2 separate regions of the Homo sapiens genome follow, and region 1 is linked to region 2. A link is an interaction called in ENCODE POLR2A ChIA-PET data of the cell type or tissue named here. Cell type or tissue: HepG2. All regions are shown on one strand. Links, peaks and the distances in the headings refer to the core of each region. The heading gives the core; the rest is flanking DNA.

What was found. ChIA-PET counts read pairs that join two places held together with the same protein. Peaks named below come from ENCODE experiments on the same cell type or tissue, not always from the same donor. Only the 100,000 strongest peaks of a DNase experiment are listed, where the experiment ranks them.
Region 1: POLR2A ChIA-PET joins it to region 2 with 5 read pairs; 1 of 35 experiments calls an interaction of 5 or more read pairs at or near these places.

The regions. Positions count from the first base shown.
Region 1 is chr9:97,414,733-97,423,179 of GRCh38, reverse strand. The region is part of intron 1 of TDRD7 (tudor domain containing 7); the gene reads right to left. Among named protein-coding and RNA genes, the nearest start is that of TDRD7, 6.9 kb to the right of the region's middle. In HepG2, for the core only: no CTCF peak of the experiment used is centred there; a DNase peak (open chromatin) is centred at 3,719.
Region 2 is chr9:98,200,597-98,207,201 of GRCh38, reverse strand. TBC1D2 (TBC1 domain family member 2) reads left to right here. Exons shown (of 13, transcript NM_001267571.2): 10 at 3,794-3,914; 11 at 5,538-5,723. Among named protein-coding and RNA genes, the nearest start is that of CORO2A, 11 kb to the right of the region's middle. RefSeq lists enhancers at 3,848-4,348, 4,972-5,471, 5,777-5,826, 5,472-5,973. In HepG2, for the core only: a CTCF peak has its summit at 1,313 (motif pointing left); DNase peaks (open chromatin) are centred at 1,291 and 2,341.

The sequences.
Region 1 (8,447 bases), core at 1,719-6,718, 790 kb after region 2:
AAAAATCTTCACACAAAGAAAACCTGAAGCCCGGATTGCTTTACTGGCAAATTCTACCAAACATTTATAGAAGAATCAATACTACTCTTACAGATTCTCCCAGAAAACAGAGGGAAGAGAACATTTCTGAACTCATTTTATGAGGCAAGCATTATGCTGATACAAAAACTATACAAAGACACTGCATGAAAAGTACAGACCATATCCCTCATGAACATAAATGCAAAAATTCTTAACAAAACATTAGCAAATAAAATCCAACAATTAGTGAAAAGGATAAGACATAATAACCAGTTAAAGTTTATTCCAGGAATGCAGGTATGGTTCAATATTCATTAAGTCAATCAATATAACTTACTACATCAACAGATTAAAGGAAATTAAACAACACAATCATATCAATAGGTGAAAAAAAGACAGCTGACAAAATAAAAAATGTATTTATGATAAAAAACTCTCAGAATATTAGAATAAAATGGGAAGTCCTTAACCTGATAAAGACCATCTGTGAAAAAACCCACAGTTAACATCATTACTCACAGCTAAAGAGTGAGTGCTGTCTCCCTAAGACTGGGAACAGGGCAAGAATGCCCATGCTCAGCACTCCCATTCATTATCACAGTGGAGGTCCTAGCCAGTGCAATAAGGCTGATTTCAAGATTTACTATAAAGCTATATTAGTCAAAATAGTATAATATTATCAAAAGAACAATCATATAGATCAATGGAACAGAATATGTAATCCAGAAATAAACCCATATATGGTAAACTGATTTTTTTTTTTGAGACAGGGTCTTGATCTGTTGCCCAGGCTGGAGTGCAGTGGCACAATCTTGGCTCACTGTAACCTCTGCCTCCTGGGTTCAGGTGATTCTTGTGCCTCAGCCTCCCAAGTTGGCTGGGATTACAGGCATGTGCCACCATGCCTGGCTAATTTTTTTGTATTTTTAGTAGAGACAGGGTTTTGCCATGTTGGCTAGGCTGGTCTCAAACTCCTGACCTCAAGTGATCCACCCACTTCAGCCTCCCAAAGTGCTGGGATTACAGGTGTGAGCCACCTCCGGCCTAGTAAACTGATTTTTAACAAAGATGCTAAGGAAATTCAATGAAGAAAGTTCAATGAACAGTGCTAGTAAAACTGGTCATTCATATGCAAATAATGAACTTCATATTATATATACAAAAAATTAACTCAAAATAAATAATTTAGGTCCTAAATGAAAAGGCTAATAGTATAAAACTTCTAAAAAATACACAGGAGTAAATCTTTGTGGCCTTGGGTTAGGCAAAGACTTTTGAGAACCATAGAAGAAAAAATTGGCTGGGCACGGTGGTTCACGTCTGTAATTTCAGCACTTTGGGAGACCAAGGCACATGGGTCACCTGAGCTCAGGAGTTCGAGACTCGCCTGGGCAACATAGTGAGACTCCGTCTTCACACACACACACACACACACACACACACACACACACACACACACAAAAGCTGGGCATAGTCGCACGTGCCTGTAGTCCCAGCTACCTGAGAGGCTGCAGTGAGCCGTCATGGTGCGACAGAGTGAGAACCTGTCTCAAAAAGAAAAAAAGAAGAAATTGACAAATTGGATCTCATCAAAATTTAAAATGTCTGCTCTTCCAAAAGCTGTTCAAAAATGAAAAGCCACAGATTGTGAGAAGATATTTTCATAACAGACGTGGTAAAGTTGGTAGTCATATATAAACAATACTCAAAACTCAATAATAAAACAAAGATCCCAATTTAAAATGTGCAAAACACCTGAATACATATGTCACTAAAGTAAAAATGAAGATGGCAAAAAAACACATGAAAAGATGCTCAACAGCATTAGTCATTAGGGAAATGCAAATTAAATTCACAATGAAGTATCACTACACATCTATTAGAGCAGCTTAATTTTTTAAAAAACTGACAATACGAAGTGCTGATGAGAAAGCAGAGCATTTAGAACTCTCATACATTTCTGGTGGGCATGCAAAATAGTACCTTGAAAAATAGTTTGACAATTTCTTTTTTTTTTTTTTTTTGAGACAGAGTCCAGCTCTGTGGCCCAGGCTGGAGTGCAGTAGCCCGATCTCGGCTCACTGCAACCTCTGCCACCCAGGTTCAAGCAATTCTCCTGTCTCAGCCTCCCGAGTTGCTGGGACTACAGGCACACACCACCTCGCCCAGCTAATTTTTTTGTATTTTTGGTAGATATGGGGTTTCACCATATTGGTCAGGCTGGCCTTGAACTCCTGACCTCAGGTGATCCACCCGCCCTGGCCTTCCAAAATGCTGGGATTACAGACATAAGCCACTGCCCCGGCCAGTTTGACAATTTCTTACAAAGTAAAGTATACACTTATATAACCCAGCAGTCCTCTCCTACATTATTGCCCAAGAGAAATGATGACATATGTCCACACAGAAACGTGTGTGTGTATATAACAGCATTATTTATAATTGCCCCCCAAACTGGAAACAATCAAAATGTCTATCAAAAGGTAAGTAGATAAACCAAACTAGTAGCGCCATACAGTGGAATACTATTCAGTAATAGAAAGGAACAATCTGTTGATACATAAAACATGCATGACTCTTATATTATGCTAAAGGAAAAAGCTGGACACAAAAGGCTACATACATGATTCTATTTATGTGAACATTCTGGAAAAGGCGAAACTACAGACACAGAAATTAGATCAGTGGTTGCCAAGGGCTGGGGGTAAGGGGAGGTGATTGGCTATAAAGAGGGATTTTTACTGCATGTACAGCATATCTTTAACCACCACACCCTCCCCCACCCGCCCCCCCCAAAAAAAAGTTCTTTTAAGCTATGCTTCTCTGTGGTCAGCCCTCTCTGGTTCATACACACACTGCCCTGGCTCCTGGCAACTACCAATCTGCTTTCTGTCACTATGGATTATTTTTGCCTAGTGCTTTGTGTTCCATCTATGTTACTGCATTTAACTCAGTTCATTCCTTTTTATTGATGAGTAGTATTCCACTGTATGGGTATACTACAATTTGTTTATCAATTCAAATGTTGATACACATTTGGGTTGCATCCAATTTTGAGATATTATAAATAAAGTTGCCTTGATCATTCATGTACAAGTATTTAGGTAGGCACATGTTTTTATTTCTCTTATGTAAATTCTGAGAAATGGCTTTTCTAAAAATCTAGTATCTATAATAATGCTGGGAGGCTATTATCCTCAACTTATAGATGTGAAAACCAAGGTTCAGATAAGTTAAATACTTAAGATATCGCGGGATGTAGATAAGCTAGGATTTCAATCCAGGTCTGTTTGATGCCAAAGGCCACACTTTTCCCATTATATCACCCTGTCTACTGGTACTGGGAAAAACACCCAGCAAACCCTGAAGAATTAAGAACAGGAGACAAGACAGGAAAGAAAGGGTAAGCAGAGTAAAAAAGAAAAAAACAGTGGTGTGAAATCCACAGCTGACTCCACTTAGTCACAGGGCTGGTGTGGATTCCAAGACAATGGAACAGCTGGAGATACTCAATAGAAATTCATGGCAGAGACAGAGAACTGCAGAGTCTGCACACCTCCACTACCTCTGAAGTCCACACTCTGAATGAATGCCAGGGAGCAGGAAAGAGGACAGCTTTGGGACCTATACTTCACGGTTGCCAGATGTCAATGCTGAAGTATGAATTTTGGGTCCTGAATAGTAAACTGATGACACGGAAAATAGTTTAACAATGGTTCATGACTCATGAGTCAAAGATCACTGAACTACTATACAGTTATTTCCACAAGTAGTAAAAGCAACAGTGGAGACTGGCCAAGTTTTAATTTGCAAGAGGACATACTAAAGCATCACTTGCTTACTCCTCAGTGCCAATCCACCCTGACTATCCATTTCTGATCTCCACCTTCCCCATCTATGTGCTCTTCTTCCCTTCAAAACCCAATCCCTCCCATCAGTTCATCTAGAGCTCTTCTGAGTGAAACTGGGCTTTGCATCTTTGTATATCCGTATGCCTAAGTGGGCCTTGGCTATCAGCTACATACGCATTACATATAGATATAATGTCAGGTGGTTAGCACACATCCAGGGAAAATATCCATCTGGGTGTGACCAGTGTAAACGACTCAAATTAGACTGTTCAATATATCTGACTCCTCCCTGGCCAGACTACTTTATATTCCCCTGCCAGAGTTTCAGTAAGAAGGCCTTACCCTTTGCCTTAAGAATAGAGTTTCCATGGTATTCTCCTTCCCTTCATTTTGGAAAGAGCATCTGCTCCACTGCCACCTCCCCTCTGTGGTCTACTTTTCTCAGCTACATTAGGAGTGGACAGCAACCATTAATTTATGGGGAAAAAATGTCGGATAAATGCATTTTACTAATGGGTGTCCTGTTACTAAAACCTAACAGAACACTGTGATTCAGGTTTGAAAGGACAGGTCCAGCCCTGTCTTAGAGTCTAATCAGAGGCTTGTTCTACAGGTTGCCCTCTGCGAAAGCCTTCCACTCCTTCCACCCTTGGGAGAACCATTTTAGACCACTGCCCCTGAAATGTCCCTTCTATCTTCCTTATTTCTGCTCTGAAACAGCTGCAAGCAGGGATCTCCCAAAAAGGGCACTTCACAATTTTTTTTTTTAAGGAGCGGCATTCAGGTAGAGTCTTCCTCTTGTCCCCACCCATGACCTGTTTAACGGCCAGAGCAGAGTGAGGTACGAAGCTTTGCCTAATGCTTGCTTCTCTAGTCCCACCCTCTTTAAATGTGTCTTCTCCTTTATATAGCAGATGTCTCGTGACCTCCATCCTAATTGTTCTATCCTTTGCCCCGAGACTCTTGGAAGAAAATTAAATAAAATACCAGTGTGAATCTGCACGGCACAGAAGTGCTCATCCTTATTTTTCACTTTTCCCACCCTATCCAACCTCACATTTACCCACCTTGATTTCTTGGCATTGTCAGACTGTTTTTTCTAAGTTATATTTCTCAATCTGACCTGAGAAAAGCTTATGCCACACACATACTTCCTACTTTCACTCCCCCTTTATTTTTCCCCCAGATAGAGTCTTGCTCTGTCACCCAGGCTGGAGGGCAGTGGCGTGATCTCCGCTCACTGCAACCTCTGCCTCCTAGGTTGAAGCAATTCTCCTGCCTCAGCCTCTTGAATAGCTGGGATTCCAGGCACCCATCACCATGCCTGGCTACTTTTTGTATTTTTAGTAGGGACGGGGTTTCACCATGTTGGCCAGGCTGGTCTTGAACTCCTGACCTCACGATCCACCTGCCTTGGCCTCCCAAAGTGCTGGGATTACAGGTGTGAGCCACCGTGCCTGGCCTTTCACCCCCTTTTTAATGCACATATTATCACAGTTAAAATCTACTTTAAAATATTTCAATAGTAAAGTTGCTAACACCTGGCCATTGATATATTTTGATTTGGTTTTGGGGGAAGGGCAGGGGATTGCAGAAGATTATGCCTGAGCCTCCTTTTACTTGTGTTCCGCAAGTTTAATGCCACTGCTCACTCATTTTCCTGGGATAAGCCCCTTCTCCTGGATCTCATTCTCTTTATCTGTAAGATGAGTGAGGTCAGTATTAGTTCTCAATCCTCCCCCAAGCAATGTGATACATAAAGATGGAAGGCGGATGTCTACAATTCCTTCACTCTTCACCACTTCCATGGCAGTTGTCCTAGTCCGTGTCAGCAACATCTCTTTCCTGGAGCAGAGCAGCTGGGCTCTTAGCTGGTCTCTCTGCTTCCACTTCACCTCCTAGAATCTGTTCTCCACATATCAGCCTGAGTGATCTTTTCATATAATATATACTATTATATCACGTCACTCAAAACCCTCTAATGCTTCCTGTGTTAACTCAGACAAAAAGCCAAGTCCTTACAGAGCCAAAAAGGGCCCTGCATAACCTGCAACCCCCACTTCTTTGCCCTAAGTTCTCTCTTCTCTTTATTTTCATTCACCCATCCTGGGCTCCATGCTTTTCCTTGAACATGCCTGAGATGGCCTCACAACAGGGCTTTTGTACTTGCCATTCTCTCTACCTGGGACATATTGACTCCAGGGGCACATGTGGCTCACAGCCTTACCTCCTTCAGCTAAAGTACGTGCTCAACTGTCACCTCCACAGTAAGGCCTTCTCTGGCCACCCTATTCAAAATCAAAACTGAGATGCCAGCTTCCCTGATTTTCTCCTTAGCACTTATCACCATCCAATATTCTTCTCCATTTAATGGTTTTATCTTTCTCCCCAACTTCAATGCAAGCTCCATGAAAGCAAGGATTTGTGTCTGTTTTGTTCATTGCTGAATCCCTAGTGCCTAGCCCACCGAGAGCTCAATAAATATTTGTTGAATGAATAAGAAATTCTCCATCCACCTACCACTCCTTTTCTCTCCTACTCACTAAAATACAGCATAACATAGGTGAGCTATTAAAGGCATAACTCTGAATCCAATTTAAGTTACTAAAAAATTATCTGCAAATGTTAACAATTCTTATAAACTGAATGAGACAGCCAATCGCAACACCAAACTGTGGTTGAGAATCATCAAGTAGATTATTTCTGAGCATGTCCACTCTGAGCCAGATTAGGCCCTGTCAGGGCCGCAGCATGATTGCAAGGAGCCCACACATCCTGACAAGCAGCAGGCACGGCTTGAATATTAGTAAATGTCTCACATGTACTTATAGTCCTGTTTTTCAGAGTGTGCAGATATTATTGGGATCCATAAACACAAACTGATATTAAATTCACAACAGCTTTTGGTAGTTATATGTTTAATTGACCAATGGATACTGCAAGCACAACTACTAGTGTATGAGGTTTCACGAAATTTTTCTAAAGCTACAAAAAATGGCCTCATACTTGAGGAGACTGAGAATCAACGCTTGACCACATGGTTGCAATCTGTAAATTAAGTTCCCTCCCCCTGCCTGCCTTTTTAAAGTATGCTATCTTTCATGGAGGACTATAACTCTCTATTTGCAAACAACTTTTTGAAGGGAAGGGGAATCCCTTGGAGTATAAGACTGTGGGTCTCCAAGCTGGTGAGAAGCAGTTAAATGCAGTAAAACCTGGAAGGCTAAATGTGATTGTATTCAAATGCACGACTTGCCAGTCTGATTTCAATTCCCACATTAGCAACATCACTTCAGGCAGTGAACGAAAAAGAAAGTGTAAGCTTTAAAAAAAATCGTCATTATTTTCTAAACTATATCACTTTGGAAATGCTCTGAGTTTTGTTACGTGGCTCATGATGACTTTTTTTTGAAACTTTCGGAAGATGGCAATTATACTCTCAAGGTATATAAGAATACTTTGTTCTAACTATAAAAATAAAGTTTAATATCTTAGACATCATCCATTAGAAGCATAAAAGAAAGTATATCATAGGAATTTCAACTGGAGTGCAGTGGCGCAATCTTGGCTCACTGCAACCTCCGCCTGCCGGGTTCAAGTGATTCTCCCGCCTCAGCCTCCTGAGTAGCTGAGACTATCTTTTTTATGCTTTCGTGCTTTCCTTTTTTTCTTCGCTTATACCCAGTTAATCTTAATTATCCAAGACACTAATAATGCACATGAGGTGGGGTGGGGAGTTGGGGAGTGATGACAATCTTTAGGGAAACAAAATTTAAATAATTTAAGTGGCCTAAAATAATTCTCACTCTACTTCAAAACTGCATTTTGTAAATTCACAGCTTTTCTCTTTACTATACCTGAAAATGGCCCAAGGAAGTCCTATTCTGAAGAACCTGGTTTTGGTGTATCCCAGATAAACGCCTTCTACCATTGATTGATCCTCCCTGGCTCAGTCATTTGCATGTTATCTGCTTCCTCTAACTACTGGTGTCAAAGGCCTTTAGCTGAGCTAGTCTGGCTTCCATCCTATGCCTTCTCTTTTCTAAGTTTCTTCTTGCTCAACTATTTCCAACTGTATGATTTGGCTCATCTTCCTTACTACATTTTTCATGTCATCAGTTTAAGTTGTCGAGTGGCACTAAATCTTAAAACAAATCAGAAGAATTATTAGGGTAAACTGAAAACACCAAGTAATCTCTCTTAGCTTCTTTTAGTTAGATGTTCAATTTTGAAGTATCTGGATATCTCTTTAGGGCATATACTTCTAATAACTAACTGCCCTTCTCCTTGAAGACACTATTTTAGCAACAGCGGGAACTTAAAGTCCCATAATGTCTGTGCTGACACATTTTAGGCATCGTCTAGGCTAACCCAAGCTCCTTATCTTACAAATCAATAAACTGAGCCTCAGAGGGAAAATTTTTTCCTAAGATCTTTACCCAATAAATGATTTCTCACCTTGCGACACTTTTAAATGCTCTTTTCTTTCTAATCATAGTCTGTTACCACTTCAATTACTCCTTCACCAACCGGTTTTTAAAGGAAAAAGATGATTAATACCCTCAGATGATGGTA
Region 2 (6,605 bases), core at 1-5,000:
ATTTCCAGCCTAAAATTGGGTGAAATTGAGCATGTGTATGTACAATTCCTGGGAATTAAGAGTTAAACTCCAACAGTAATGCCTCTCAGTCGAAGCCTCCTTGGAAAATATGTTCAGATTTCATGCCACACTAAACGTCTGCCACAGGTCAGGTCTGTAGAAATTTCATTCATTCAACAGTCTGACAAAAGCCCCTGTACTTCTCATTTGTTTGAACATGTTAAAATCCAGAAGAAACAAAACCTGCAAAGCCTCTTCTAAGAATAGCTGTGAAGGGAGCTGGAAGCTATGAGATCAGAATGAATAATAATTTTTGCATTTCACACAAAAGCCAGGTAGGAAGTAAAGCATAATGGGGGCCTCTTGGATGCCAGGTGTTTAACACCTGATGGCATCTAATCCTCACAAAAACCTTCACTGGTGCCACCATGCCCAGATGAGACATGAGAGGGTCTGAGAGGCTGAGGAACCTGCCCGTTGTCTCACCACAAATGCTGACCCAGCCAACTGCTCACCCTGGCCCCCCGCCCCCAGCCCCCAAACCCAGTCCTTTCTACAACCTGCTCTCTCTCCAAATAGCAGTAGTCAGAGGCTGTGCTGAGGCCTCCCAGAAACCTTTCCCCTATGTGGATGTAACCTTCTCGAGACCTGCTTTTGGAGTTCAACCTGTGCTGAAGGGGCAGAGAAAAATCCTATGGCAGGAGGGGCACTTGAGATAAGCCTCATAGGAGGAGAGAAGCTTCTCCCTGTGTGGAAGGAGGCAGCACACAGGCCACAGAGAGGCGCAGAAGGGACAACTGAGGCCAAGAGAGGCGGAAGGTCCCCAGACGGGTTTTCTAAAATATCTTTCTCTGAATAGCATTTTTACTTAAATTTGATATGCAAATGCAGATAATTGGTATTCATGTAAATATTTACTGCTTAAAACAGAAAGTTACTTGTAATAGGCCAGGCACAGTGGCTCACGCCTGTAATCCCAGCACTTTGGGAGGCTGAGGCAGGCAGATCACGAGGTCAAAAGATCGAGACCATCCTGGCCAACATGGTGAAACCTTGTCTCTACTAAAAATACAACAATTAGCTGCCTCAGGAGGCTGAGGCAGGAGAATCACTTGAACCAGGGAGGCAGAGGTTGCAGTGAGCCGAGATCGCACCACTGCACTCCAGCCTGGTGACAGAGCAAGACTCCATCTCGAAAAAAGAGAAAGTTACTTATAATAGAAAGCCTGTTCAAATGTGGCAAGTGCAACGTATTCTTTTGGAGGCTCTAAACCCAAGCCTGCAGGTCCCTGATACGTCTTCTTTGCCATCTAGTGGTAGCCATTAGAACTGCATGTGTGGGCCCGGCGCCGTGGCTCACGCCTGTAATTCCCGCATTTTGAGGGGCCGAGGTGGGTGGATCCCTTGAGCCCAGGAGTTTGAGACAGCCTGGACAACATGGCAAAGCCCTGTCAAAAAATACAAAAAATTAAAAAAACGAAAAACAAGAAACAACCTAACAACCTAGCCAAGTGTGGTGGCACATGCCTGTAGTTCTAGCTACTCGGGAGGCTGAGGTGATAAGGAGGCAGAGGTTGCAGTGAGCCATGATCATGCCACTGCACTCTAGCCTGGGCAACAGAGTGAGTCTCTGTCTCAAAAAAAGAAAAGAAAAGGAACTGCATGTTTGATGTCTCAAGATGACAGACCCTGCCTCTAAGGCAACAAATCCAGCTTGTTTAGTGATGGTCTAATGCTAATTTAGAGCAAATGTTTTAAACCTATGAAAATAAGTACAGTGCTCTAAAAGTGGTTTGTTTTTCCCCCATCAACACACTCCTTTCTTTGCAAGCCTACCTGGGCCCTAAATGCCTTAGGTTCGAATTCAGCCATACACCTGAGCAGTTAGTAAGCCCTAGCAACCAGCCTCAGATAACTGAGTTTTTAACATGTGCTGAAGTCTAAACCAATGCTGGCAGCTAACTCCCTAGACTGAGGCCATTCTGAGGCTCAGGGGGAACAGGGTGGGATAGAGTGGAGAGAGCACTGGGCTAGACTTTGGGAGCCCTGGGTTCTGTTTCCACTCTGCCACCAACTGACTATGTAATGTTGAGCAGGTAACTTCTGCTTTCTAAGCCTTGGTTTTTCCACCACTGCAATAAGGAGTTTGTTTAGACCAGAGATGACCAGTAGGAAGCAGCTACCTGGAGCCCTGTCCTGAGAGAGTTTCTGAGGCAGCCTTCAGACTCAGTGGGAAAGAGTACTGTGATCAATTACTTATGTCTACCATGGGCTTAGACAAAGGGAATGCTGCCATGATCAGTTAGTTATGTCTGCCCTGGGCACAGACGAAAAGGATAGAGGCCAGTGTATCTCACGTTTGCTATCCTTGAACTCAGTGACCTATGGAGGTCCCTCCCCACCAGCTCTGAGAGAACGGAGCTTCCTATTTCCCAGGAGACCTGTGACTGTTCTCTTCATCCACTCAGCTTCGACTTAGGAAGGTTTTGTACAAATATCTGAACCAAATTTGGGAGAAATTCCTTCCCAATCTACTGGGGAAAGAGAAGGGATATTTCTTTTTTCTTTTGAGATTCAACCATGTTTCTAAGAGTTGTGAGCCTCAAAAGAAGGTGGAGGTCATGAATCCAATCTAGAGAGAACCCAAAGAAGCATAAATATCTGGATGAGGGAATGTGTTCCTTAAATGCTCGTTATGACCAGAGAGTCAGAGGCTTTCTAAAGCGACATCTCTCCAGGGTCCTCTGAGGAACATTCATTCTACTAGGCCCCCATGGGTGCAATGGACAACAGGGGCTCTGTGGACCCCCTGGGCGACCCTGGGTTAGAGTCAGCCACACAGCGTTTTGTCACCACAGGACTTCTCAGAGGCTTTACTAAGACAGTGTGTGTCATAAGCCTCTCAGGGGCTAGAATGGGCAGCATTCCCCAGATATCTTTGAATATAGAACCTTGTGTTCACCTAGCATCTTGGGAGACCAGTAGTCCCTGGAAGACATTTTTGGAAAATGACTTCTTGGATTGGCCCGGGATGAGAGCTGCCAGGGAAGATGGGAGAAGTAGAGAAAACAGTACTTATCCCAGGAAGACTTCCCTGCTCAGCCCTGTGGGTTTTTGTTTGTTTCTTACCCATGATTTCATTAGAGCCTTATGCTAACTTGGCGGGGAGGGGAAGTAAAGGAGAAAAAAAGCTATGTGCATTGAGCACCTCCTAAATGCCAGGCAGTGAGCGAGGCAAGGTAGGTCTGTCTCAAGATGCCTCTTGGCCCCGGGGGGATAGATATTGTTAATCTCACTTTACAGATCATGAAACCAAGGCCCAGAGAGGTTAGTGTACTTGCCAAGGTCTCAAAGCCTGTGAATACTAAGGTGAGGATAGCTAACATTTATAAAGAGCTCACTGTGTGGCAGGCACTGTGTGGGGCACTGAATGAGCTCTGTTCATCCTCAAAATAGTCCTGTGATTATTATGAGACTGAGGCTTACAGGGGTTCAGTAACTTGCCCAAGGTCACCCAGGAAGCCACAAGATCAGGATTTACCCAAGCAGCCTGATTTCAGAGCCCCTGCTCTGAAGTGACCCCCATTGCTCTGGAAATCGCCGGTCATCCTCCCCAAAAGAGCGTTTATCTCACCCCAGGTGCCAGGAGCACAAATCTGGTTAGGGAGTGGGATTGCACTGATGCTCACATGGAAGGACTTTCCCCCTGGAACCCAGGAAGCCACCTCTGCCATGTGCTGCCTGGCAGGGCCACGGCTTCTGTAATCACTCCAGGCCTTCCCTACTACTCCAGGCTGGCGGCCATTGCCCTGCTGGTCCTAGAGGAGGAGGAGAGCGCCTTCTGGTGCCTGGTGGCCATTGTGGAGACCATCATGCCCGCTGATTACTACTGCAACACGCTGACGGCATCCCAGGTAAGTGGGGCCAGGAGGGGACTTTGCAGCCATGTAGGGCAGTGCCCCAGAGCTGTTCCTAGAAGCCTGTGACTCTCAGGAAAGTTGGGAATCTCTCGGGCTTCCATTTCTCCCTCTGCACTGTGGGAGTGCATTTGGCTGCATGGAAGAGAAGCCCAACCTAACAACAGCTTCAATCGGGGATTATTATTCTCAGATAGTGAATGACAAGGCAGTACCGCAGGGTTCAGGCTCCTAGCTCCCTGCTCTGCCATCTCTGGCAGGTGGCCTTCATCCTCACACCCATCACCTCCTGGTCACAAAATGGCTGCATCGCCTCCAGCACTGTGGGCATGGCCTAGGCCAGGAGAAGCAGAAGGTGAACACCAGGAGCTGGCTCCCTGACCCAGCAATTTCTACTTGCAGTTTACTGGTCAGAACTATTTCATGGCTGCCCTAGTTGCAAGGCAAGTTAGGAAATGTACATATTTAATTTTTACATCTTAACATCTCTGAAATTGATGTGTGTTATATGACCCTTTTTTCCATATTTTATTATGGAAAATTTCCCACATTCAAAACGATAGAGGGAATAGTATAATGAACCTCCATGTGTCCATTACCTGGCTTCAGTTATCAACCCAGGGAGCCAGTGTTATTTCTTCTGAACTCCCATCCGCTCCTCCTGCTTTGTCTTGAAGTAAATTTCTGGCATTGTATCAGTTCATCCATAAATCCTTCAGTAGGTCAATGGCATCTTAGACTTGGGGAGTTACCTTAGGTTTTGAACTGGACACTTGGCCTCGGTAGATGACCCAAGGTTCTGGGTGAGGGAGGAGGGGAGCTACTGGCTGTTTGCCACAGCTGACGCTAATGCCTGGAAGAGGACATAAGTGAGAGGAGAGGACTGAGCAGTTCCAGGAAAAGCAAGGGGAAACTGAAATGGAGTCATCACAGAGGGAGGAGGAGAACCACGAAAGAACCATGTCTTGGAGCCAGTGCTGAGAGTGGTTAACCCATCCAGTGAAACAAGGACGGAGGCATGACAGTGGTCACAAGAAGAGGTCACTGGCCAGTGTCGCCAGGAGCACCCTGTTTTGAGAAGATTCCTTGATGTCCGGCGAGGCAGGACATTATGCGTTCCCACACACACCTGTCCCTGGACCAGACATCCGCCTAGCATCTTAGGTGTCAGGCACAAATTGGGTATAGAGAAGGGGCTGTGGTTGTCAGCTGATATAAGCCTAGAGACAAAGCTTCCATTTCGCCAAGGCCCCTGGGCATGAGACCAGTGTCTCTGAACTGCCAGCAGGATCAGCTGGCCCCTGACCTCCTGCTTGGCTCAAGGGATTCAGATGGGTGAGCGGGCGGAGAACGTGCCAGCCCACATGGCTCCACTGCAGAGCCCAGTGCCCCAGTCCAGAGGACTCTGGCCTATATTAGGAGCAGCGGAGTGATATGATGCTGTACCTGACTCCCAGCTAGACTGGCCCCTGGCTCCCCGAGGTGTCTCCTGGGCAGGAAAGGACCTGCCCAGAGCAGCTTCAGGATTGTGTGTGGACTGACTGGGTAGGAAGGCTGGGCAGGGAGGGAGGCAGCCCTACGCTGGGGCTGCAGATGACAGGCCCTCTCGCTGGCTTCCAGGTGGACCAGCGGGTGCTCCAGGACCTGCTCTCGGAGAAGCTGCCCAGGCTGATGGCCCATCTGGGGCAGCACCACGTGGATCTCTCCCTCGTCACCTTCAACTGGTTCCTCGTGGTCTTTGCGGACAGTCTCATTAGCAACATCCTCCTTCGGGTCTGGGATGCCTTCCTGTACGAGGGGACGAAGGTAGGGTGCAGCCAGGGGATGGGCAGGGGGCCCCTGAGCAAGTCCCTTCACCCATCTGCGTCTTGACTCTGCCCCTGGAGAATGGGAAGACAATGCTTACTTGTCAGAGCTGTTGAACGTCTCCTGAGAGCATTGTCAACTGCAAAATGCTTTGCATGTATGAGAAGTAGTGGTTCTGCCTCTGAAGTTGGGGGATTTCCTTTCCGTGGAGAGGAGGTGTGAGCATGATCAGAGAGGCACATCCCTATGCTGTCCTTGCCCCCTAGTCACCTGGGCCCTCCTTTTCTTCCTCCTGTTTGGACTAAACCTTGGATTAAGAGATCGGAGCTCAGGTCTGGACCCAGCTCTGTACTGACCTTGCCCAGAGACCTTGGGCAGGTCCCCCAACTCAGCCCTAGTTTACACCTCAGTTTACAAAGCACCCACAGATTTCTCATTTCTTTCTTTCTTTTTTTTTTTTTTTGAGATGGAGCCTTGCTCTGTCACCAAGGCTGTAGTGCAGTGGCACGATCTCCGCTCACTGCAACCTCTGCCTCCCAGGTTCAAGCAGTTCTCCTGCCTCAACCTCCGGAGTAGCTGGGATTACAGGCATGCAACACCATACCTGGCTAATTTTTGTATTTTTAGTAGAGATGGGGTTTCATCATGTTGGCCAGGCTGGTCTCGAACTCCTGACCTCAGATGATCCACCCGTGTCAGCCTTCCAAAGTGCTGGAATTACTGGCATGAGCCACTGTGTCTGGCCTGTCATTTCATCTGGTTCTTGCCAAAGCCCCACGTAAAGATACAGATTAACTCCATGAGATTCAACAGGGGCCGTGCCTCACCCACAGTCATGGGACAAGACAGGCTAGAGCCAGGACTCTGTCCAAATCCCCAGAT